Linked DNA regions of Mus musculus: all the other regions are linked to region 2. A link is a loop called in an ENCODE intact Hi-C map of the cell type or tissue named here. Cell type or tissue: heart. All regions are shown on one strand. Links, peaks and the distances in the headings refer to the core of each region. The heading gives the core; the rest is flanking DNA.

The links. Peaks named below come from ENCODE experiments on the same cell type or tissue, not always from the same donor. Only the 100,000 strongest peaks of a DNase experiment are listed, where the experiment ranks them.
Region 1: it touches region 2 in a loop (2.9-fold over the local background); 15 of 42 quality-filtered maps call a loop at or near these places.
Region 3: a loop joins it to region 2, with 6 times the contacts of the local background. A loop is called at or near these places in 33 of 42 quality-filtered maps.

Annotation. Positions count from the first base shown.
Region 1 is chr5:30,111,082-30,118,482 of GRCm38, reverse strand. Garem2 (GRB2 associated regulator of MAPK1 subtype 2) reads right to left here. Exons shown (of 6, transcript NM_001167879.1): 3 at 5,069-5,199; 4 at 3,496-4,557; 5 at 2,427-2,596; 6 at 103-2,222. The coding sequence ends at 1,196. Among named protein-coding and RNA genes, the nearest start is that of 3110082J24Rik, 8.7 kb to the right of the region's middle. In heart, for the core only: CTCF peaks have their summits at 3,916 and 5,751 (motif pointing left); DNase peaks (open chromatin) are centred at 2,572 and 3,922; H3K4me3 peaks cover 1,542 bases; H3K27ac peaks cover 1,131 bases; H3K27me3 peaks cover 3,996 bases.
Region 2 is chr5:29,820,740-29,828,140 of GRCm38, reverse strand. No RefSeq gene overlaps it. Among named protein-coding and RNA genes, the nearest start is that of Gm5129, 89 kb to the right of the region's middle. In heart, for the core only: a CTCF peak has its summit at 3,145; a DNase peak (open chromatin) is centred at 1,170.
Region 3 is chr5:30,010,002-30,017,402 of GRCm38, reverse strand. Il6 (interleukin 6) reads right to left here and starts at 4,289. Exons shown (of 5, transcript NM_031168.2): 1 at 4,193-4,289; 2 at 3,843-4,027; 3 at 2,458-2,571. The coding sequence starts at 4,211. The region is part of intron 1 of A230098N10Rik (a long non-coding RNA gene); the gene reads left to right. In heart, for the core only: CTCF peaks have their summits at 2,612 and 4,164; a DNase peak (open chromatin) is centred at 4,112.

The sequences.
Region 1 (7,401 bases), core at 1,089-6,088, 290 kb before region 2:
CTTGTGTATCTACACATACCATTCTAGAGTCCTTCCCTGCTTTAGAGACACATCCTTGGTCCTCATGGCCTTTCACAGAAAGAATCAGCCAACACCCAGGGCCCTACTCTTTCACCACTCCAGGGTCTAGCCTTTATTTCCATATTCCTTGAGGTTTCATTAAACAACTGTGAGAAGACAAATGGCACAGCCTAGGTTTCTGTGTTTCCGTCTGAAAGGCACAGATGGGCAGGGCTTAACTATTCATAAAACACAAGAAATAAATATCTAGGTAGGCCAGGGAAGGCAGACAAGAAAACTGACACCAGAGGCATGAGTGTGGTTCTTGTTAGAGGTGCTGGAGAATGAGGGTGAGGGGTAGGCCAGACCTCTACTGTCAAACAGATCACCATACTTGAGTCTGAAGAGTACAAAGATCTGCTCTGAACCATGTGAATAAGTGGCTGAGCTCAGGAGCAAGCAGCCTTTCTGAGCCACTTGCTGTCCTGTACCAGTGACACACCAAGGAGGCCACCAAGAGCCCATTAGAGCCAAAGCTGATGGCAGGAGACTGGTAGGCTGGAGGTGTCTGACTTACATCTGGCTCCTCTGTGGAAAACAACAGGCTATCTGTGATGATATCGGAACAGGGACTCTGGTGCTGGACATAGGCCTGTAACTGATCCACTAGGGCAAGGGGTACCTCACAGACAAAAATCACATCCCTAACTCTGGAACAGCTGCAGGCCAAAGCCCACAGAGCATGAAAGAGAGGCCACTTTGGGGACATGGCTGAAAATGATGAGCCATCTTCCCTTGTCTCTCACCTGAACATACAGGGCCGAGAAGTGTGTGTTTGGGTGTGTGTGTGAGTGTGAAAGGCTGCAGCAGGGTAGAGAACAGCGTTCTACCAGCGCAAAGCCACCCGATGACATACGCGCCACCTTTACTCTGCTGTGGGGATGGCACTAAAAGCCCCTCCAGGGCACCTGAAGAGCAGTGCCTCCTCCTCAAAGGCGAGGCAAGCTCCTGCAGGGTCTGGCCCCAAAGGGCCACGGTTCCCACTCTTTCTCCCTTGAAACACTCAGTGTTCCAGAGCAGCCTCCATCTTGACCCAGATTTTCCCTGCGGGAAGCACTGTTTCTGGCAGACCCAAGTTAACCCCACAGGGCCTCTGCTCCCAAAGTTGAGGCTGTGCAGCACCTGGCTGGCTGGTTCAGATCTTGGGTCTCCAACCTTTGATGAATTGCATGATTTTCTTGACCTGAAGCTTGGTGAGATGGAAGTCGTCAGCCAAGATGTCTTCACTGAGCTGCACAAAGATGCTTCCGTCGATGCGTTCTCGGGCAAAGAAGCTCACCACGTCCTCTGAGAGCCCAATGAAGCGCAGACTACGGGAGACCTCTTCCAGGGAGAGTGCAGACAAGTCTGCTGGTGGCTGCCAGGAGGAGGCATCCCGGACCCCAGCACCTGTGGCTCCCTCCCGGGGGCTGCCAGGAGGCCCTTCCAGGCATCCTTGGGTGAGAAAGAGTAGGGTTCCTCCTGCCTCAGGCCCCTGCAAGGCAGCTGGTGACAGTGAGGCAGGGACCTGCCTCAGCACCAAACCTTCGGGCTCAAAGGCCTTGGGCTGACCAAGTGGTGAAAGGCAAGGTCCTGACCCAGGTGCCCCCGCAGCTCTGGGCTCCTGACAGCGCACTAGCTCCAGCTCAGGAGGACTGGCCTGCCCCAGCTCAAATGGGTCCAGGGGCTCCAGAGCTGGCTCCTGCCACTCAGAGGATGACAAGGAGGAGGAAGGAGCAGCTGAGTAACCTTGGCCTTGTGGGCCTGGGCCTGGGCCTGGGGAGTGTGTGGGGCTAGAGGTAGCCAGGACACCCGAGGTGGATATGGACCCAGAGGAGGAGGCCGCTGGAGCACCTGAAGGGTGGGCAGGCCCAGAGAAGGGGTTGAGTGCACCAAAGGGAGCAAAGGACTTCTGGGGACGAGAGGACTTGAACAGAGGTGGGCAGCTATGGTAGTTCTTAACTACTGGGGTGTCAGCCCCCAAGAGGGAGGGGGTTCGACCACTCAGGGGCTCTGATAGGCCTCTTGAGGCCTGGCTGGGCTGGGTGGTGGTAGAAGGCAGGGGTCCAGGTGGCGGGCGACTAGAGGACTCGCTGGCTTTACAGTCTCCCCAGGTGCAAGGGTAGCAATAGAGAGAGTATGCATCCGGTGACGGGGAGCCACTGCCACTGCGGGATCCTGCCCTACAAGCGGAGACAGACACACAGGATGCACTCATAGCATAAGGCAGGCAGAGTGGGAAGTGACAGTCACAGGACCCCAGAGCCCCCGGCAGGAAACTATCCCTCTACTGTATAGCCTGAGACCCTCTTGGATCCCCTAAGTCCCCAGGTCATGTCAGAACACGAAAGAGAAATGAAAAGCCAGGGACCAAGGTAGCAACTCACCCATCCTGCAGGCCAGAGGAATAATAGGAGAGACTGGAGCTGGGCGAGTGGACAGGCTGCAGCTTGGGAAAGTGGGGCAGCACCGGAGGGCTGCCTGTGAGCTTGCTGCAGCTGCCGCCACCCCTAGGAGGCACTGGAGGGGCGTGAAGCAGGCGGCACTCTTCCTTCACCTGCAGAGGAAGACCACGACTGCCTTACTTCTTACCTCACCTCTCAAGCAGGGGGGCCGGGCCTGAGACCTTGTCCCATGCAGAATGGAGGCTGTCCCGCCTAGATACCCCTGTCTATTTCCAACCTGTTTTGTCTCTCATACTCGGTCCACAACAGTCCCCTATTCCATCGTAAATTTATTGTGAATGTTAGTAGATTGCGGGGCGGGGGCGATAGGGATATTTGTTCTTCAGGGAAAAGACAAGGGACCTGCTACTAGGATCCTGTCCTTACAAATTAAGTTCCCCAAAGAGTGTGTTAAAAGGTGTGATTGAGGGCTGGAGAGATGCCTCAGCGGTTAAGAGCACTGACTGCTCTTCCGAAGGTCCTGAGTTCAAATCCCAGAAACTACATGGTGGCTCACAACCATCTGTAATGAGATCGGATGCCCTCTTCTGGTGTGTCTGAAGACAGCTACAGTATACTTACATATAATAATAGATAAATCAGTGTACTTACATATAATAATAAATAAATCTTTTTTTTAAAAAAGGTGTGATTGATGAGGGAACTGTCCTGTGGGCAAATAAGTGGGGAACGGTTAAATATCAGCACAGAACATATCAGAGCCTGTAATGTGGTTCTAACTCATCGACTCCAGGGGTTGCTGGAAATCACTCGCATTTCCTACATTTACTGCATTTTTCCATCATGTCGAACTTTGTGGAGTTTGTGGGTACCTGCTTCCAGATCACCCTCAATTCTCTCTGCCTTGCATGTGTGCCCTGGTCTTTTCCCCTCTCCTTCTCCTTTGGCTCTGGCCATTCTGTCACTCCCCAGGCGCACGGAGCCTCCGTGGTCCTCTAAAACCTGCCCAAGTTCCTTCAAGAACCTTCAAGGTGAAGCAGAACTCACTCACCGCCTCGGATTTGGGAGGGACAGGAGGTGGTGGTGCCTCTGGCTCATGCCGTGGGGGCCCCACGATCCCGAAGGAGATGAGGTCCGGCCCCGCTAGCGGCCGTGCACGGGCGTCGGCGCGGCTCTCGGGGGCTTGGTGCACCCACAGCTCTTCGTAAGGGATCTCGGCGCAGCCGCCCGCTGGCTCGGACACACCCGCCCAATCGGGGCTCACGTAATCCTGATCGCTGTCGCCGGGCGCGGGCAAAGCGGGACCCAGGCGACCCGGCGGTCCAGGCGCACGGACGGCCCCGGGGGCGCGCGGCGCGGGCAGGCAGAGGCGCGCATGGCGCGGGCTGGCGCAGTCGTCGGAGAGCTCCGCGGGCGCCTCGCGCACAGCAGTGGAGTATTCGTCCGGATCGAAGCGCTCGCGGCAGTAGGAGGCGCTGTCGCGCACCAGGCGCTCGACGCGCGGGTCCCCGGCCAGCAGACCCTGCGGCAGAGTGAAGCGCGGCGTGTCCGTAAGCAGCAGGAAGTGCAGCGGCGCCGGGCCCTCGCGGCGCAGCGCCAGCCCCAGCACCACCGTCTTGGAGATGATGCTGACCAGCTTGTAGCAGTGTCCCTCCCGCACCGGGTGGAGGTCGTAGGGGTTGCGCGGCGGCCGGCTGGGCACCAGCACGTTCACCGGCAGCCGCACGCGCTCGATGATGGCGCGCACCGTGTGCTCGCCCTCCTGCATCTGCAGCTCCAGTGGGCTGCGCGTGCTGAATCGGCCCTGGCACTGGAAGGGCAGGCTCAGGCTCTCGTTGGTGCGGTGGTTCATGCAGATGAGACAGGGCATCTTGCTTTTGACGGGCCTGGCGGCCCCGCCGCCACCCCCTGTTGCTCCCATGCTCCCGGGGCCGCCGATTCCGGCCAAGGCCCCTGCACGGCCCAGCTTGCGCAGGAGCGTGGTGAAGCGCGAGCGCTCCTTGGTCGTCTTGGCGCACAGAATCTCCGCCTGGCCCATGAGAGTGAGCTCGTCGCCTGCGTGCAGTGTGAAGTTGTACACCTCGCTGTCCTCGCTGAACTCGCCTGACACCACCTGGGGAATCCCAGAGACAAGGTGAAGCCCTAGCTAGGGTCGCAAGGAAAGTCACACACCAGCTCCAAACTCCTCGAGCGAGCTTTCCAGTCCCTTCCTCTTAAGCTGTCACTGACATAAGAGCGAGAGCACTGGACTGGGACTGGAGGGAATCTGCGACTTTAACGTTTTCTTTGGGTCCTTAGTTACCTCATATGGGTGGAGAGATGTACTTTGAAAGTGCTCAATCACTGAAAATTTTATTAGGCCATCTTGACCATTTGCGTGATAACAATACCTCACCCACCCAAGACTACGTCAGGTCGTGACCCCTCCACGGGCCGTTCCTGCTTCACCACATTTCCTAGGAGATGCTTCTGTCCACTGAGTTAGTGAGCGGGCTTTCCTGGCATGGCCTGACTGTGCCAGAGGGTGCCCAGAAGCAGCTTTCCCTCCTGGATCCTATGAGCAACACTCTAACCTAGAGAAAGGGAAGCGGGGGAAGGTCCTACCCCGTGCCTTTAGGACTAACCTTGACACTGAAGGTGATGGCTTCCATCACGAAGATTCGGTCAGGGAAGACACTGGCCACCTCCTCCACGCTGCTGAAGTATCTTACAGGCTCCCGCACGTCCCGAGCCTGCTCCAGGAGCTTGAATTTGCCTGCACGGGGGGGGGGGGGGGGGGGGGGGGATATACAGGCTGCTGAGGGAGGGCCTGCCTGCTAGGGGTCAGGTCTGAATTCTAGGAACATCAGGCCTGCTATCCCAAACTCATCCAGTCCCTCTGGAATTCAGGTGGGCACAAAGCAGGTATACTAAGGTATAATGTAAATATCATGTAAATTGTCTGTCTCACGTCGGCAATGATGAGCTTAAAGATAGGCTAAGAACTGCTCTGCCTTCACACAGATGGAAAATTGGAGAGTTAGTAAGGACTAACAGAGGGTGATGGAGAGAGGACACAGTTTCCCTAGTTCTGCTGTGGCCCTCTCCGTAGTTCACTAACATTCATAGCGTCCCCACTGTGATGTAAGTCAGTACCAAAGTCCTTTCAGATTAGACAGTTCTGTAAACAGTCTGCTCTCCAGAAATTCAGGCCAACTGGAGATGGCTGAGTGGTTAAGAGCACTGACTGCTCTCCCAGAGGTCCTGAGTTCAAATCCCAGCAACCACATGGTGGCTCACAGCCATCTGAAATGGGGTGCGATGCCCTCTTCTGGTGCATCTGAAGACAGCAGGTGACAAGTCCTGAGGCACACCTGTGAGAAAGCAGCTCCAAAGGAAGAGACCTACCTGGCACAATGTGTGAGGGATTGCAAAGCTGCACCTTTCAAATGAAAGGGACTTTACAGAATGGACATCAGCAGGCACAGTGTTTGTTGTACAAATGTGAGGCCCAGAGTTCTCTCCAGCACTCACACGGAAAGCGAGGTGGGGATGGGCGAATCTGCAATCCCAGCTCAAAGGAAGAGGAGACAGAAAATCCTCAGAGCAAGCAGACTAGCCAGACTAGCAGAAGGAAGGAACTGCAGGTTCAGAAAGAGACTCTGCCTCAGTATACAAAGTGGGGAGCAACTAAGCAGGGCACCTGATGTCAATCTTGGGGTCTTCACAAAGTATGCATATACACACGTATACCTACACACATTGTGTCATACACACTTGCAAGAACATCACATACCCATGCACGTGTGTGCACACATAAACAATAAAACCAGGAAAGAAAATGGATGAAGCCCTCAGGAAGAGTTTGAACAAGAAAATGCAGTAATGGAAGCTGAGCTCTGGCAATACTCGGGCAAGCAGTCCAGTAAGAAATCCTGGAGAAGAGCCAGGAAATGGCACACAGTGAGCAAACCCATGGATACTCAGAGGACCCTTCAGACCCTAATGACATAAGGAGAGAAGTCAAGGAGGAATGGACTGAGGGTGACACACATGGCCTACTGGTCACAGAGGGGATGGCAGGCTGTTCCACAGGAGGAACCAAGAGGAACATGGCGGAAACAGATCCTGGAAGACCAGCAAAGAGCCTCACAGGGTAGTGCCCCTTGTCCATGTGGGAATGAAAGAGCAACAGATTGAAGTGCAGGGTGGGGCAGATTAGGGAAGTGGGAAACCTTTTCACCCTGTGGGGACCCTCGACCCCCTAAAAGCCCACATTGCTCATAGCATAAGCACACAATGAAGAGGGTCCCTGTCCCTCCCTAAGTCTAACCAGAGGCAGAGGGAGACTGAGACCCCCCCTGGTGCCTGACCTGAAGAACGGCAGGGCCTGAACCACCAACAGCCAGCACCAAAGAGAGAATGGGAACTAAGAAGAGAGAGGACAGCGGAGGTGCCCTGGAGCAAACCAGAGAGAGGGTCCCGGTCCAGCCCCAACCTTCCAGATGCTAGAGAGAAGATGGGCCACAGCCCAAGGCATCAGGGAGAAAAGAAAGGGGCCAGAGTCAAGGCGCAGGAGTACCGAGGACGGACGCTAGCACTCTCTAACCCGCTTCAGTCTCCTCTGTCTCCATATCACACGTGAACCCCCACCCCTTAACCAGGAGTTGCCAGACGTGGAGAAATGCCTGCTGCCCCCTGTGGCGAGATTTGGAGCCCAGTCAGGGTTGGATCCTAGGAGGATGTGGCAGGGAAGATCGATGTAACCATGGTATCCAGCACCGCCCCCTCAGCCGCCCAGCCGGGTCATTTCTGCGGGGAGGAAGGAAGGGAGACCTCCCGGGAGACGTGTGTTGGCCTCTAGAAGCCTTCTCTGCACTGCAGCTTCCTTTCCTGCCGCCCCCAACAATCGGCGTTAGGGGCAAGGTCTGCTAAATGATCTGGGGACTGTCGCACATTAAAACTGTGCTGATCACCC
Region 2 (7,401 bases), core at 1,026-6,025:
GTGGTATTGCAGGATCTTCCGGTAGTACTATGTCCAATTTTCTGAGGAACCACCAAACTGATCTCCAGAGTGGTTATACAAGCTTGCAATCCTACCAGCAATGAAGGAGTGTTCCTCTTTCTCCACATCCATGCCAGCATCTGCTGTCACCTGAATTTTTTATCTTAGCCATTCTTACTGTTATGAGATGGAATCTTAGGGTTGTTTTGATTTGCATTTCGCTAATAATTAAGGATGTTTAACAAAGAACTGCACATAAAACCAGAGACTCTGAAAGTGGGGAAAAGCCTGGAAGATATGGCACAGGGGAAAAATTCCTGAACAGAACAGAACAGCAATTGTTTGTGCTATAAGATTGAGAATCGACAAATGGGACCTCATAAAACTGCAAAGCTTCTATAAAGCAAAAGATACTGTCAATAAGACAAAAAGGCTACCAACAGATTGGGAAAGGATCTTTACCAATCCTAAATCTGATAGGGGACTAATATCCATTATATACAAAGAACTCAAGAAGCTGGACTCCAGAAAAATCAAATAAACCTATTAAAAAATGGGGTACAGAGCTAAACAAAGAATTCTCAACTGAGGAGTACTTAATGGCTGAGAAGCACCTAAAAAAATGTTCAACAGACATCCGGCTTCCCATCCAGAGTAGACCCAAGGCAGAGGCAGCTACACCTGAGTCACCAGCTTCCCTGCCCGGGTCTCCCTTGTCTGGCTACCACTCTCCAGATCAGTGTTTGTCAGTCTTATGGTGTGAACTCAAAGCTACCTGCAGTGGTACAGCTGGGCAGCTGGGCCTCACCCTAGAGTTTCTGTCCTTATATCTGGGGCTGGAGCCTGAGAAGGCTCTTTAAATCCATTCTTATAAAGCTGGTGGTGAGACACCACAGAGCCTCAGCTTGGAGCTTGCTTCGTGGGAGTGTAGCATGAGTGTTGCAGAAAAGCCCCTTGAGCAGTAAATAATAAGTATTACATAAGCAATATGGGTAGTTTGATGATTGGTAGCAATCAGTTGATGCTTTCAGCAGTGTGGCCCCTGGTGGGTGACCCATTCACCAGTGATTGTTGTGCACTTCCCCACAGCTGGTCTGTTTTAGGATGTGGCCCAATAGAGAGGCAGTGTTTTCTGAGTCCTTGCCAGGGCTTGTGCTCTAGCTGCATCTGGATCCCATCTGTGAGTTCTGCCAGCTGTTGGGCGTATGGGTGTTTCTTTTCCAGCACGCCTGCGAAGATGCCAGACGTCAGCACAGTGATAAGCAGCATGTGGGCAGTTTCAATCACCACTGGAGCCTGGCATTCCCTGTCTGATTTCTACCTCTCCTCCTACAGTCATTTGCACCATCTAAGGAGCACCTAATAAAACTCCACTGTGAGCATGCATTATTTCATTTTTTTTCAAGTAGCTACATTAAAATATAAAAACAGCTGGACATACTGGCTCATGTCTGTAAGTTCAGCATTCAAGAGGCTGAGGCAGAAGGATTTCTGTAAGTTCAAGACCAGCCTGAGCTATTTGTATTAGTCAGAGTTTTTTTAGAGCAGCAATTTTCAGTCTTCCTAACACTTTGACCCTGCAATACATCTTCATGTTGTAGTAACCCCCAGACATAAAATTATTTTGTTGCTACTTCATAACTGTAATTTTGCTGTTAAGACTCATAATGCAAATATCTGATATGCAGGATATCTGATATATGACCCTTTTAGGGTTTGTGACCCATAGGTTGAGAGCCACTACTCTAGAAGAACAGAATCTATAGACTGTGTGTATACGTAAATTCCATATATACATAAGTACACATATATATGATTTATAAGAATATACATATATACATTATATATATGTATGTATATATGATTTATTAGAATGGCTAACAGGCTGTGGTCCAGGTAGTTCAATAATGGTTATCCCCAAAAGAAAGTCCAAAAATACAGTAGTTGTTCAGTCCATAAGACTGGATGCCTCAGCTGGTCTTCAGTACACAGAAGAACACATAGGCTCTAAGGCCAATAAAGGAATTGTCTTGCAAAACAAAAAGCAAGCAGGCAAAGAGCAAAAGCATTCTTCTTCCATGGCCTTTATGTAGACTGTCATCAGAAGCTATGGCTCAGGTTAAATGTGGATCTTCCCGCTTCCAAAGATCTGGATTAAAGTTGTATCTTCCTATCTCAAAAGATTTGGATTAAAAGTGAGTCTTCTTACTTCAAATGATTTCATTTTAAAATAATCCCTCATAGAGGTACCCAGCTGCTTGGTTTTTGGGTTTTGGGTTTTTTGTTTGTTTGTTGTTTTTTGGGGTTTGTTGTTGTTGTTGTTGTTGTTAACTCTAGATGTCCTCAAGGCTCCGGCCAAGACTAGCCATCACAGCTATATAATGAGACCCAGGCACAAAACCCAAACAAACAAAACAGGTGAAATTAATTTAAAATGTTGTGTTTAATTCAATAGATCAATATGAAACCAATGTAAGAGTGGCTAATGGGGCACTTTATACCCTTTCTCTCCATATGAATCTTTGAATACTGTCCCCTGTTTCAGCTCAGACTGGATGCGCCTGCAGTTTGACGCCTAGCTTCCTGAGAGTGGTGTCTATGAACTGACAATGTGGCTCATCTGCATTTGCAGCCCTAGAGGAGACCAAACCTGCAACCTATCACTTAGTCAAAAGCATCCAACATATCTATGTTTATCAAAACAAGATTCGGGCTTCCGAGTCCATTGGAGACCCTGGTTAAAAATAGAATGACTGCCTTCAAACCACAGATGGGTCTCATTAAAATGTGCCAGAGGAGAGGATAGAGCAGTTGCAAGAAGCACCTTGAGCAATTTTCTGCGTCTTTGACAAATTCCAGAGAGGAATGTTCCGAATCACGGGATGGAGGGGTGACACCCCACACAGTACTGTCCGACCCAAAGCCACAGCGTCTAGCTGCTTTCTCTGTACTCACAGTTGTGGCCTGATTTACACAGGTATGTATTATTCACAAGCAAGTATTTTGACTGCCAGGCTTAGATTATCACCCAGTTTATAGAATAAACAGTTCAGGATGCTTCTTCAGCTTGCTTGTTTGCTTGGGTGGGTTTTTTAATTTACAGCAGACTTGTATGTAGATATTTGTATACAGGTGCTGCTACCTAGCGGTGGAAGAAATTACTGATACCTGTGGATAGGACTATAAACTCCCTGCCTGCAGAGCTTAAAGGCCAGTCGATGAAGCAGCTGATGACATTTTAAGCAGAGGTTCTCCATGTGTAGTTCCCAGACCAGCATCACTCTCCATATGTGGTTTGCGGAGCAGCATCAATAGCACCCCTTGGAACCTGTTAGAAATGTGAATTCTTGAGTCCTAGCCCAAAATCACACTGATGTGTCAACAAACCCTCCTCCCTAGTCTAACGCAAGATAGAAGTCAAGAATCACAGCAACAACATGAAATAATAGCTCTTGGTCCTCTTTGAGGGACATATCCTGTAACCATCATAGACAATTGAGTATGTGTGCAGATGCTCATACCCAGGTTACAGAGAAGGATGTTAGATGGCCTGCTCTATCATTCTCTACCATACTCCTTAGAGACAGAGTCCCTTACTGAACCTGGAACTAGGCTGGCAACCAGAACTCCCATGCTGGTGTTACAGATGCGTGTGAGCATACCATACCCAGCTTTCTTTTTGTTTTGTTTTGGTTGGTTGGTTGGTTGGTGGTTTGGTTGGTTTGGTTGGTTTGGTTAGGTTTAATTTTGTTTTTGAAACAGGGTTTCTCTGAATAGCCTTGGCTGTCCTAGAACTAGCTCTGTAGGCCAGGCTAGCCTCAAACTCACAGCATTCCACCTGCCTCTATCTCCCAAGTCTTAGGATTAAACGTGGGTTGGAATTCAGGTTCTCATGGCTGCTTAGAAAGCACTCTACCATCTCTGCAGCCCCTAGTAATCATCTTGTGAATCATGTACCCCAGTCTCACTCATCTCCATGTCCCTTCAGATCTGTCCTCTGCCCTTGCAAGCTCCCCACCCAGCCCATGGGGTGTGGGTGGGGCAACTCATTGTCAAAGCTGCGGTATGTCACACAGTATATACCCTTTTGCCCAAACAGTTTTACTTGCAAATGTTCATTATAATTGGTTATTTGTCTGGATCAAGAATATCTCTTGAAACAAAATTTCAAGAGCATACATAGCTAGACTTTGGCGACCACACAAAGCTGGCCAGTGTTCCTAGTCCTGACCTTGCCATGAGCCTGGTCACAATGGATGTGGGGAAGGATATGGGTACCAGCAAAGAGGAGAATGTCTTTCTGCTATCTGGTGTGAGATTGGCTCTGGTCTGAGAGTCAGGTCATGCTTTGATGTGCTGGGATTTAAGAACCGTTATGAGCCTAACTCATAGTGTTTTTTCCAGATTTAAAAAAAAGAACTTTAACATTTTATTACATATTATTTATCATGTGGGAGAAAATTATGAATGCCATGGTGTGTGTGGGATGTGTGTGTGTGTGTGTAGATAGCAACTTACAAGAGTTGTACTCTTCTTCCATAATGTGGGTAGTGGAGGTCAAACCTCAGTTGTCAGCTTAGAGACAAGCACCTTTCCCCACTTAGCCATTTCACTGGTCCCAGAACAGGTCCCTTTACCCAAGTAAAATCACTGTTAAACTTAGCAGTTTTAAGATTTTAATAGAGCCGGGCATGGTGGCGCACGCCTTTAATCCCAGCACTAGGGAGGCAGAGGCAGGTGGATTTCTGAGTTCAAGGCCAGCCTGGTCTACAAAGTGAGTTCTAGGACAGCCAGGGCTATAAAGAGAAACCCTGTCTCGAAAAACCAAAAAAAAAAAAAAAAAAAAAAAAAAAAAAAAAGATTTTAATAGTAACCATTTTCAACTAAATTAGTTTTATATGAAGTAAGCAAATCAAATTCCTGGCAGTAAAATAATATACAAACATTTTTCAAAATATTGTGAAATTCAGTCACCCTGGGAGGCAATATTAAGCAAATCAAATTCCTGATTGTAAAGTAATAGAGAAATATTTTTCAGAAGACTGTGGAATTCAGTCTCCTTGGGAGGTGATAGCCTTCTCTTGCCTCCAAAGCCTCCTGACTCATATCTCACTTTCTATAGTTATTATTATTATTGTGTTTAACAATCTTTCCTGTGCCAGCACAATCCTTATATTTAGTATAAATTTACAGTAGTTTTTAAATTCAATTTTGAGAGTCTATCTCTCATTCTGATTATGTTCTTCACTGGTTAATATAGCTATTAAAATTACAATGGTGCTTGGAGATTTCTGGTAGATTATTGCTGCAAACTTCAGTGCCTGAAGGAAATTCAGAATTGATTTCAGATTTTTTGAGAGAGGACTCTACTTTGTAGCTCAGGCTGGTCGGGGAAGGGGGGGGTCACAATTCTCCAGCCTCAGCTGAGAACTCCTAAGAGATACACATATTAGAATCTGGAAAACACTTTACATTTTCAGCTTCTCTAGATGGATGTCATGGTACTCACCTCTGATCCCAGAACTCTCAAAGCAGAAGCAAGCTCATCTTTCAAGGCCAGCCTGGTTTACATGTGGAGTTCCAGGCCAGCCAGGGATATACAGTGAGGCCTGTCTCAAGTAAATAACTAGATAAATGGATGGGTGCATAGATAGATAGATAGGTATGTAGAGAGAGAGAGAGAGAGAGAGAGAGAGAGAGAGAGATGTAGATAGATAGATAGATAGATAGATAGATAGATAGATGATAGATATTAAATTTTTTTAAATATAAAGAAAGTTTTTAGCTCCTCACACATCAGTTGCCCATCAGGAGCACATCTCGTACATGATATGTTTGTAAGGTCTAATTTCATGTGTAAATGTAGTTGAAATAGTTTATCTTTTAATTTCCTATTATCTGTGCCAAGAAAAATGAATGGATATACCATTCATTCAGCATTATAATTCATATGAATAATGAAAGCACTACATCTTGGGGTCCAGTGGCTAAGCTGATCATGAGGCTTTAAGCTGTACACACACACACACACACACACACACACACACACACACACACACGGAGAGAGAGACAGAGATAGAGAAAGAGAGACAAAGAACATTATGTATATATTATAGGTTTGTTGCTGTAACATTTTTTAAATTTTTTTATTAGGTATTTATTTCATTTACATTTCCAATGCTATCCCAAAAGTCCCCCACCCACTCCCCCACCCACCCACTCCCACCTCTTGGCCCTGGCGTTCCCCTGTACTGAGGCAGATAAAGTTTGCACGACCAGTGGGCCTCTCTTTCCACTGATGGCCGACAAGGCCATCTTCTGATATATATGCAGCTAGAGACACGAGCTCTGGGGGGTACTGGGTAGTTCATATTGTTGTTCCACCTATAGGGTTGCAGATCCCTTTAGCTCCTTGGCTACTTTCTCTAGCTCCTCCATTGGGGGCCCTGTGGTCCATTCAATAGCTGACTGTGAGCATCCACTTCTGTGTTTGCTAGGCCCCGGCGTAGTCTCACAAGAGACAGCTATATCTGGGTCCTTTCAGAAAAATCTTGCTAGTGTATGCAATGGTGTCAGCGTTTGGAGGCTGATTAAGGGATGGATCCCCGGATATGGCAGTCTCTAGATGGTCCAACCTTTCGTCTCAGCTCCAAACTGTGTCTCTGTAACTCCTTCCATGGGTGTTTTGTTCCCAATTCTAAGAAGGGGCAAAGTGTCACCTAAATTGGTACTGAGTAAAAATCAAACTTAAACCTATATTCATAAAAATCATCAAGTTTTGGAATTAGTATTCCATATTGCTCCTCTAACTCAATCTTGCTCTAGATTTAGGTTTGATATTTTATAGTGTGTTTCTTTCTGTATTTCATGTAGCTGAAGAGAGCAACCGTTTAGAAATCTCCATCAAAGACACAGAAGGCTTTGGAGGATTTCCTTTCGGACTCACTGATTTCAGATGTATGCCCAGCTTTATACTGCCCGTGTCCCTCACACTATTTTGTTGAGATGCAGTTTTCATAGTTGGCCTATTCAACATGCAGACTTTCCTATTGTAAACTCATCGTTCCACCCGTTTGTGAACATATGGAAGTAAGCCACTGGATGATAGCTGTTACCTGTTTAACAAGACAACATAGGAGCAATAGTCCGGATAACTGAACTTTCAAATCTTTCTTGTCTTATGCAAAATTACCTTCTAGACCCTCCATTATGCAGCATTTCAGGAGTCGCATTCAACTGGCCTGAAATTTAAAGTGGAAAAAAAAACCCAAAGATATAAACAGTTCTCATCTTTATAATGTTTTAGTTTTTTATTATTTTTTAAAATTGCCTGTGTTTTGCCCCACATGCGTGGCTGGTCCTCTCAGAGGCCAGGGTTGAGCATCAGATCCTTTGAACTAG
Region 3 (7,401 bases), core at 1,089-6,088, 190 kb before region 2:
CCATTCTTATCTCCTTGTACAAAGCTCAAGTCTAAGTGGATCAAAGAACTCCACATAAAACCAGAGACACTGAAATTTATAGAGGAGAAAGTGGGAAAAAAACCCTCGTAGATATGGGAACAGGGGAAAAATTCCTGAACAGAACAGCAATGGCTTGTACAGTAAAATCGAGAATCGACAAATGGGACCTCATAAAATTGCAAAGCTTCTGTAAGGGAAAAGACACTGTCAATAAGACAAAAAGGCCACCAACAGATTGGGAAAGGATTTTTACCAATCCTAAATCTGATAGGGGACTAATATCCAATATATACAAAGAGCTCAAGAAGCTGAACTCCAGAAATTCAAATAACCCCATTAAAAATGGGGTACAAAGCTAAACAAAGAATTCTCAACTGAGGAATACTGAATGGCTGAGAAGCACTTGAAAAAATGTTCAACATCCTTAATCATCAGGGAAATGCAAATCAAAACAACCCTGAGATTCCACCTCACACCAGTCAGAATGGCTAAGATCAAAAATTCAGGTGACAGCAGATGCTGGTAAGGATGTGGAGAAAGAGGAACACTCCTCCATTGCTGTTGGGATTGCAAGCTTGTATAACCACTCTGGAAATCAGTCTGGCTGTTCCTCAAAAAATTAGACATAGTACTACCGGAAGATCCAGCAATACCTCTTCTGGGCATATACGCAGAAGATGTTCCAACTGGTAATAAGGACATATGCTCCACTATGTTCATAGCAGCCTTATTCATAATAGCCAGAAGCTGGAAAGAACCCAGATGTCCCTCAACAGAGGAATGGATACAGAAAATGTGGTACATTTACAAATGGAGTACTATTCAGCTATTAAAAACAATGGATTTATGAAATTCTTGGTCAAATGGATGTATCTGGAGAGTATGATCCTTAGTGAGGTAACCCAATCACAAAAGAAGTCACTTGATATGCACTCACTGATAAGTGGATATTAGCCCAGAAACTTAGAATACCCAAGGTACAATTTCCAAAACACAAGAAAATCAAGAAGAAGGAAGACCAACATGTGGATACTTCATTCCTCCTTAGAATGGGGAACAAAATACCCATGGAAGGAGTTACAGAGACAAAGTTTGGAGCTAAGACAAAAGGATGGAAGATCCAGAGACTACCCCACCTAGGGATCCATCCCATAATCAGCCACCAAACCCAGACAGTATTGCATATACCAGCAAGATTTTGCTGAAAGGACCCTGATATAGCTGTCTCGTGTGAGGCTAGGCCAATGCCTGGCAAAAAGTGGATGCTCACAGTCTTCTATTGGATGGAACACAGGGCCCCCAATGGAGGAGCTAGAGAAAGTACCCAAGGAGCTGAAGGGGTCTGCAACCCTATAGGTGGAACAACAATATGAACTAACCAGTACCCCCAGAGCTCATATCTCTAGCTGCATATGTAGCAGAAGATGGCCTAGTCAGCCATCATTGGGAATAGAGGCCCCTTGGTCTTGCAAACTTTATATGCCCCAGTACAGGGGAATGCCAGGGCCAAGAAGTGGGAGTTGGTGGGTAAGGGAGCGGGGAGGGGGGGGAGGGTATAGGGGACTGTGGGGATAGCATTTGAAATGTAAATGAAGAAAATATCTAATAAAAAATTGAAAAAAAGATTCCTGCTGTTCAGTATCTTCTACAGAATTAGACAACAGGCAGCATCAGCTGACCTCCTGAATTATCTGGACAAGTAGAGAGAGGCACCACTTAATATCCCCCCACCCCCTACCCCAGAGTGTGGCAGTGGGAATCCACTTCTGACCCTCACTCCTTCCCTTCTATCCTGCAGTGCCCTTCCTGTACTCTTGTTCTTGTCTGACTTGTCCTGAGACCTGATGTAGACTATCTCACCGGCTGGAAGGAGAGGGGTGTGAAGAGTGTTCTCAGTAGGGAGTGTAGGCCTGGATCCTTCCAGGGGCAGCCAGAGAAGAGATGGCTCATGAACTAGCTAAACTTGCTATGACTTCTAACATTTAACAGTGGTGAAGAATCCCAGCATAGTGGGCCTTTACCTGTTTAAATAAACTGCTTTTTAATTAAATCTGTAAGTTACTTTCCTCATGACGTTTACATAACATGTTTTATATCTACTCTTCCACTTTTTTAGACAAAAAAAATGTTTTTTTTTTAATCATCTAACACCTCAAAGCCAAGATGAGAATAGAGACTTTAAACATTTAGCTCCTGATGGACATAGATTGAGTGAACATTTATAGCACTGGTTGGTAAACTTTCCCTCACCCTAGCAGCTGCTGAGGTACCTCTCAATCTCCTTTTGTATTCAAGCTACTGCAGGCCAGTTACATCCAAGTGGTATTGGATGTATCCCCCCATCTTTGTTGCCTGACTGGGACTGTACAAATGCAGGTATCACGTGCAAGAGAGAACCTTGAAGAATTGTTGAAAGTAAACGTGACAAGTTTCTACCTGATTATATCCAGTTTGGTAGCATCCATCATTTCTTTGTATCTCTGGAAGTTTCAGATTGTTTTCTGCAAGTGCATCATCGTTGTTCATACAATCAGAATTGCCATTGCACAACTGCAAAAGATTACCAGAGCAATCACTTAAACACCTCTTACAACAAGCACCACTAGAGGGCCAAGTCATGCTCTTTCATAGCCAGGACACAGAAAAGGGAAGCTATACCTTCTTAGAACCCTACTAAGCAGCCCAATAAATAAAAATGCACCCTTAGGCTCAGTCCCTTGGCTTTAAGCTTGTTACTCTCCTAAGTATTTCCTATGTTTCAATAAAGAATTATTGATGTCCCTCTTATACATTTGTCTCAAGGATTCAACGATAAAAACTGCCCAGCATAGAGTAGGAACTTGGTAAAGGACAGAAATTTTGATGATATCTTGGGGCAAATAAATTTAAGTCACAGAATATTCCATCTGGAAGGGTCTGTGCCATTATCTGTAACTCCATAATTATGCAGATAAAGAGTACTAAATAGTTGAGGATTTTCCCAAGATTACAAAGTTGGTTCTACACACCCAGACCTAGGCTATTAATCTTGTTTGTGATTTTTTTTTTCCTTTCTGTCAAGCAGAGTCAAAATACTTTTCATTTAAAGATGGGAGATATTTTAATCTAGGTAGGGTTGGTTGGGTTTTTTTTTTCTTGTTTGTTTGTTTGTTTGTTGTTGTTGTTTTTTTTTTTTTTTTTTTTTTTTTGAGAAAGGATCTCTCAATGTAGTCTTGGATATCCTGGAACTCAATATGTAGACCAAGCTGGCCTCTAACTCACAGAGATCTTCCTGCGTGTGCCTCCCAAGTGCTGGGAGGCATCCACCACCATGCCCAGCCTAATCTAGGTTGTGTGTGTGTGTGTGTGTGTGTGTGTGTGTTAGCACTTTATTGGGCTCTATACAATATGCATCTTATCTGGGCTGACCCTAGAGCATCCTGATTTCACACACACAGAACTTACTACATTCAGCCAAAAAGCACTTTCTGGTCCTTGTAGACTTCAAGGGATAAATGAAGGCAAAGAGATAAGGAAAAAGGAATAATGAGGGAAAAGGAATCCCCACCTAAGAAGCAATAGCTAAATTGGAACAGAGAATGGCCCACTGTGAATTTTCTAGAAATGCAGTCACATTCTGTATCTTCCAGACAGGAAAGGAACCCCTTCCCAACCTCCACTCAAAACCAGCAAAGAGGTGAGAAAGAGAGAACACAGTCTAGTCTGACCTTTAGCTTCAAATCCTAAGGGCCCTAGATCCCAGCAGAGAATTTCTAATTCAAGAGCAAAGAGAATGAATGGACGCCCACACTGGGTCTTCATCAGTTTCACAGCCTACCCACCTCTTTTCTCATTTCCACGATTTCCCAGAGAACATGTGTAATTAAGCCTCCGACTTGTGAAGTGGTATAGACAGGTCTGTTGGGAGTGGTATCCTCTGTGAAGTCTCCTCTCCGGACTTGTGAAGTAGGGAAGGCCGTGGTTGTCACCAGCATCAGTCCCAAGAAGGCAACTGGATGGAAGTCTCCTGCGTGGAGAAAAGGGAAAACCGGCAAGTGAGCAGATAGCACAGTTGGGCGCCTGCTGCTAGCTGATGGCTGCTGGCCAACCCACAATGCTGGCTCTCTGCCTCACACTCCTCTCTCACAGTCTCAATAGCTCCGCCAGAGGGCAAGGAACTGCCTTCACTTACTTGCAGAGAGGAACTTCATAGCGGTTTCTGGAATTGACTATCGTTCTTGGTGGGCTCCAGAGCAGAATGAGCTACAGACATCCCCAGTCTCATATTTATTAGGAGTCAACTCTCTAATTTTGAGACTCATGGGAAAATCCCACATTTGATAAAAATCTTTGTTGGAGGGTGGGGGTGGGGCCAGAGTGGGTGGGGCTGATTGGAAACCTTATTAAGATTGCACAATGTGACGTCGTTTAGCATCGAAAGAATCACAACTAGGAAGGGGAAAGTGTGCTTAAGTCATCCTTGAGGCTAGCCCTAAGAAGCATGAGCACTCTTCTTTTTTTTCTTTAAAAGTGACTCAGCACTTGAGCATGTCTTGATGGGAAAGAAAACTGAAATTCACAATGTTTTATAAGGAGAAAGAGAAGCTAAAGCTGATGTTATTTAAACGCAGGCACGCGCGCATGACAGACGACACACACATACACACACACACACACACACACACACACACACACACACACACACACATGAATAAGAGGCTAGGATTCTTTTGTATGTCTGTAAGGATCTACAGATGTTCTGACCTGAGTTTTTTCAGATCATACAAAGACACACACTCCCTCTCCCACCCCCAGCACCCAACCTGGACAACAGACAGTAATGTTGCATATTGCTTGTTTTTCCTGTGTCTTGTCAGGACCAGTTGTTTCTAATGGTTTGTTCACCTCCAAATTTTGTGCAGTTGTTTCCAGGAGTTGCCAGGTGGGTAAAGTGGGTGAAGTACAGAAATATCTTCTGTCTGTTGTCAAGCAATCTTGGCTTCCAAGTCCAAGCCTATTCTCTGCATTCTCCCCAGTGGTCTCTTGGCTATCTTCTTAGTTAAGACCTTTAGTCTCTGTGAGAGTTGCCCTTATCTGTTAGTGCTGATCCCACTGCTGCCAGGACACCCCAAAACATTTCCAGGTCATGCAAGGAGGCTTGAAGGTCTGTTGCAGTCCTCATGTTGTTGAAGTTTCTTTGATTCATGGTATATGGAAGATAAAGATATCGAAGAAGGACCTCATTGTATCTTAGCTAGCTTGTGTTTGAAGCTCCCTTCTACTGGATGACAGGATTTGAATCTGAAGGTGGTACGTCTCACTCTGAATAACCCCTCCAATGCTCAAGTCTTCTAGGCTGGGTCAAACTTAAACAGACTTCTTCCCTTTGGTTAGTTTCTTTTTCAGACTAGTTCCTGGTTTTCTGTCCACCTGTCTCCAGATATCTAGCTAGCATTCAGAATGATTCCAGGCTGAAAGTAGGCTCTGTACATAAAATCCAAAACCATTTACAAAACACACTCTCAGGATCACAATCAGCTTCTTCACTCTGCAGATTGCCTTAAGATTCTTGTTTTCTTATGCTCCCATGTTTAATAGTTCAAGAATTATATATCACTAGCATAGTTTCTCCTAGAATTCAATGTGAAGAAAAAAATTACACTAAAATAAAGAGAACAGCTTTATATCTAGCAGATTAATTTATATTGAGAATGCAAAAGGAGAATATAAGTACACTCTAAAGAATGTAACCCAGTGTAAACACACAGGCGATTAGAGTAGATTAAAATGAAAAGCCGGTTGATTCTTGTGAAGAAATCAGAAGGGGAATAAACTAGGAAGAAAGTTAAAACATGGGTGGACTTAGTGTACATACTAGGTCAGCCTATTGAAAGAAGTGAGTCCACCATTCTTTCACCGTGTGAAGCCCTGGTCTTCACAAAGGGACTAGGGGATTTTAGGTGAAAATGAAAATGGGGAGAGGAAGCAGGATGGTTTTACTTTTAGTGCCCTTGAGCCTTAAAAAGGCAGCTGAAACAGCCTGGAGCTCAGTCTGTGTCCAGCAATGAAGGAAGCCATTTCCCCTATTCCCTGCCGTGTGCTTTCTCAGGCCTCTGTTAGTACAGAGTTTCTTTTCTCCGCTTAACAATTTTTTTAAATTACTGAATAAACTTAAGATTGTTACACTTACTACAACATTCAGATTTCTGTTTTTAGTTTTTTAAAAAAGGTGCTTTTTAAGTCGGGAGCATACATCCATGATAAAAATGTTTAAACAAGACATCAGAAGAATGGTCCCACAGGAGATGCCTAAACCCCGGTAGTTTTAGTGGAACTCTTGTCAGCCTCATCTGGAAGAGGCTTTCTCAGCTCATATATTTATACATATACATTTCATACATAAATGTGTGTAAAAATACATATTTATACATAGAGGTACACACTGTATGTTAATGGTCTGGATGCTGTCTATCTAGCTTTCCAAGGGTACACGTGGAGACCATAGCCTTTGAGTAACAATTTGAATTAGAAGCCCAACTCCATTGCTAGCTGTTTGACAATGGCTAAGTTAGCTCAAGATCTGTGTTCTTGTTTATTTACTCTTTAACATGAGAATAATAATAGATCATCATACGGAGCTGCCATGAAGATGACTAAGAAAGTATAAGCTCCAACTCTATAACTTCCGATTGCATTTACTGCTCTTTGAAGAGGTTGTGGGTTCAGTTTCTACATGGTGGTTTTAAACCTTCTGTGACTCTTGTTCCTGGGGTTCTGATGCCCTCTTATAGCCTCAGTTGGCACTGAATATACAGAATGACACTGCACCTTCACACGTGCAGAAAAAAAACCATGCTCAAACTACGTCCCTTACTTAGTAATTACCCAGCTGTGCTTTACTCCTAGACTCTCCCCGAAGCCTTCTGTTAAGTGTTTTTATGTGAGAAGTTACAGCCTACAACATAACGCTATCCTTCAAGTTTCTGAGTATGATTCTCAGGCATAAATGGCCTTGACAACCCCAGAGCTTGAGCTTCTACTAGTCAGATATTCAAGGGTTGGAAGGTAGGGTGATTCTGTGTTGTCCCTTTGTATGCCACCAGCATAGATCTTTGTTAGTACCACTGCCTTTGATTGGCATTTGATTATGGGAGAAAAAGACTCTTCCTAAACCAAAATATTAGCACAGTAACTCTAAACTCTGTTTCTACCATCACAGATTCTTTTCTCTGTATCTTGATGGGTTTCCCATTTGAAAAACTCCTCGTGTGTGTGTGTGTGTGTGTGTGTGTGTGTGTGTGTACGTACACTTTTTTCTGCAGTTTTAAGATCACAGCAAAACTTGAGGCACACATTTCCTTAGCTGCACTTACTTAACCCCAAATCTCATTCATATTTTAG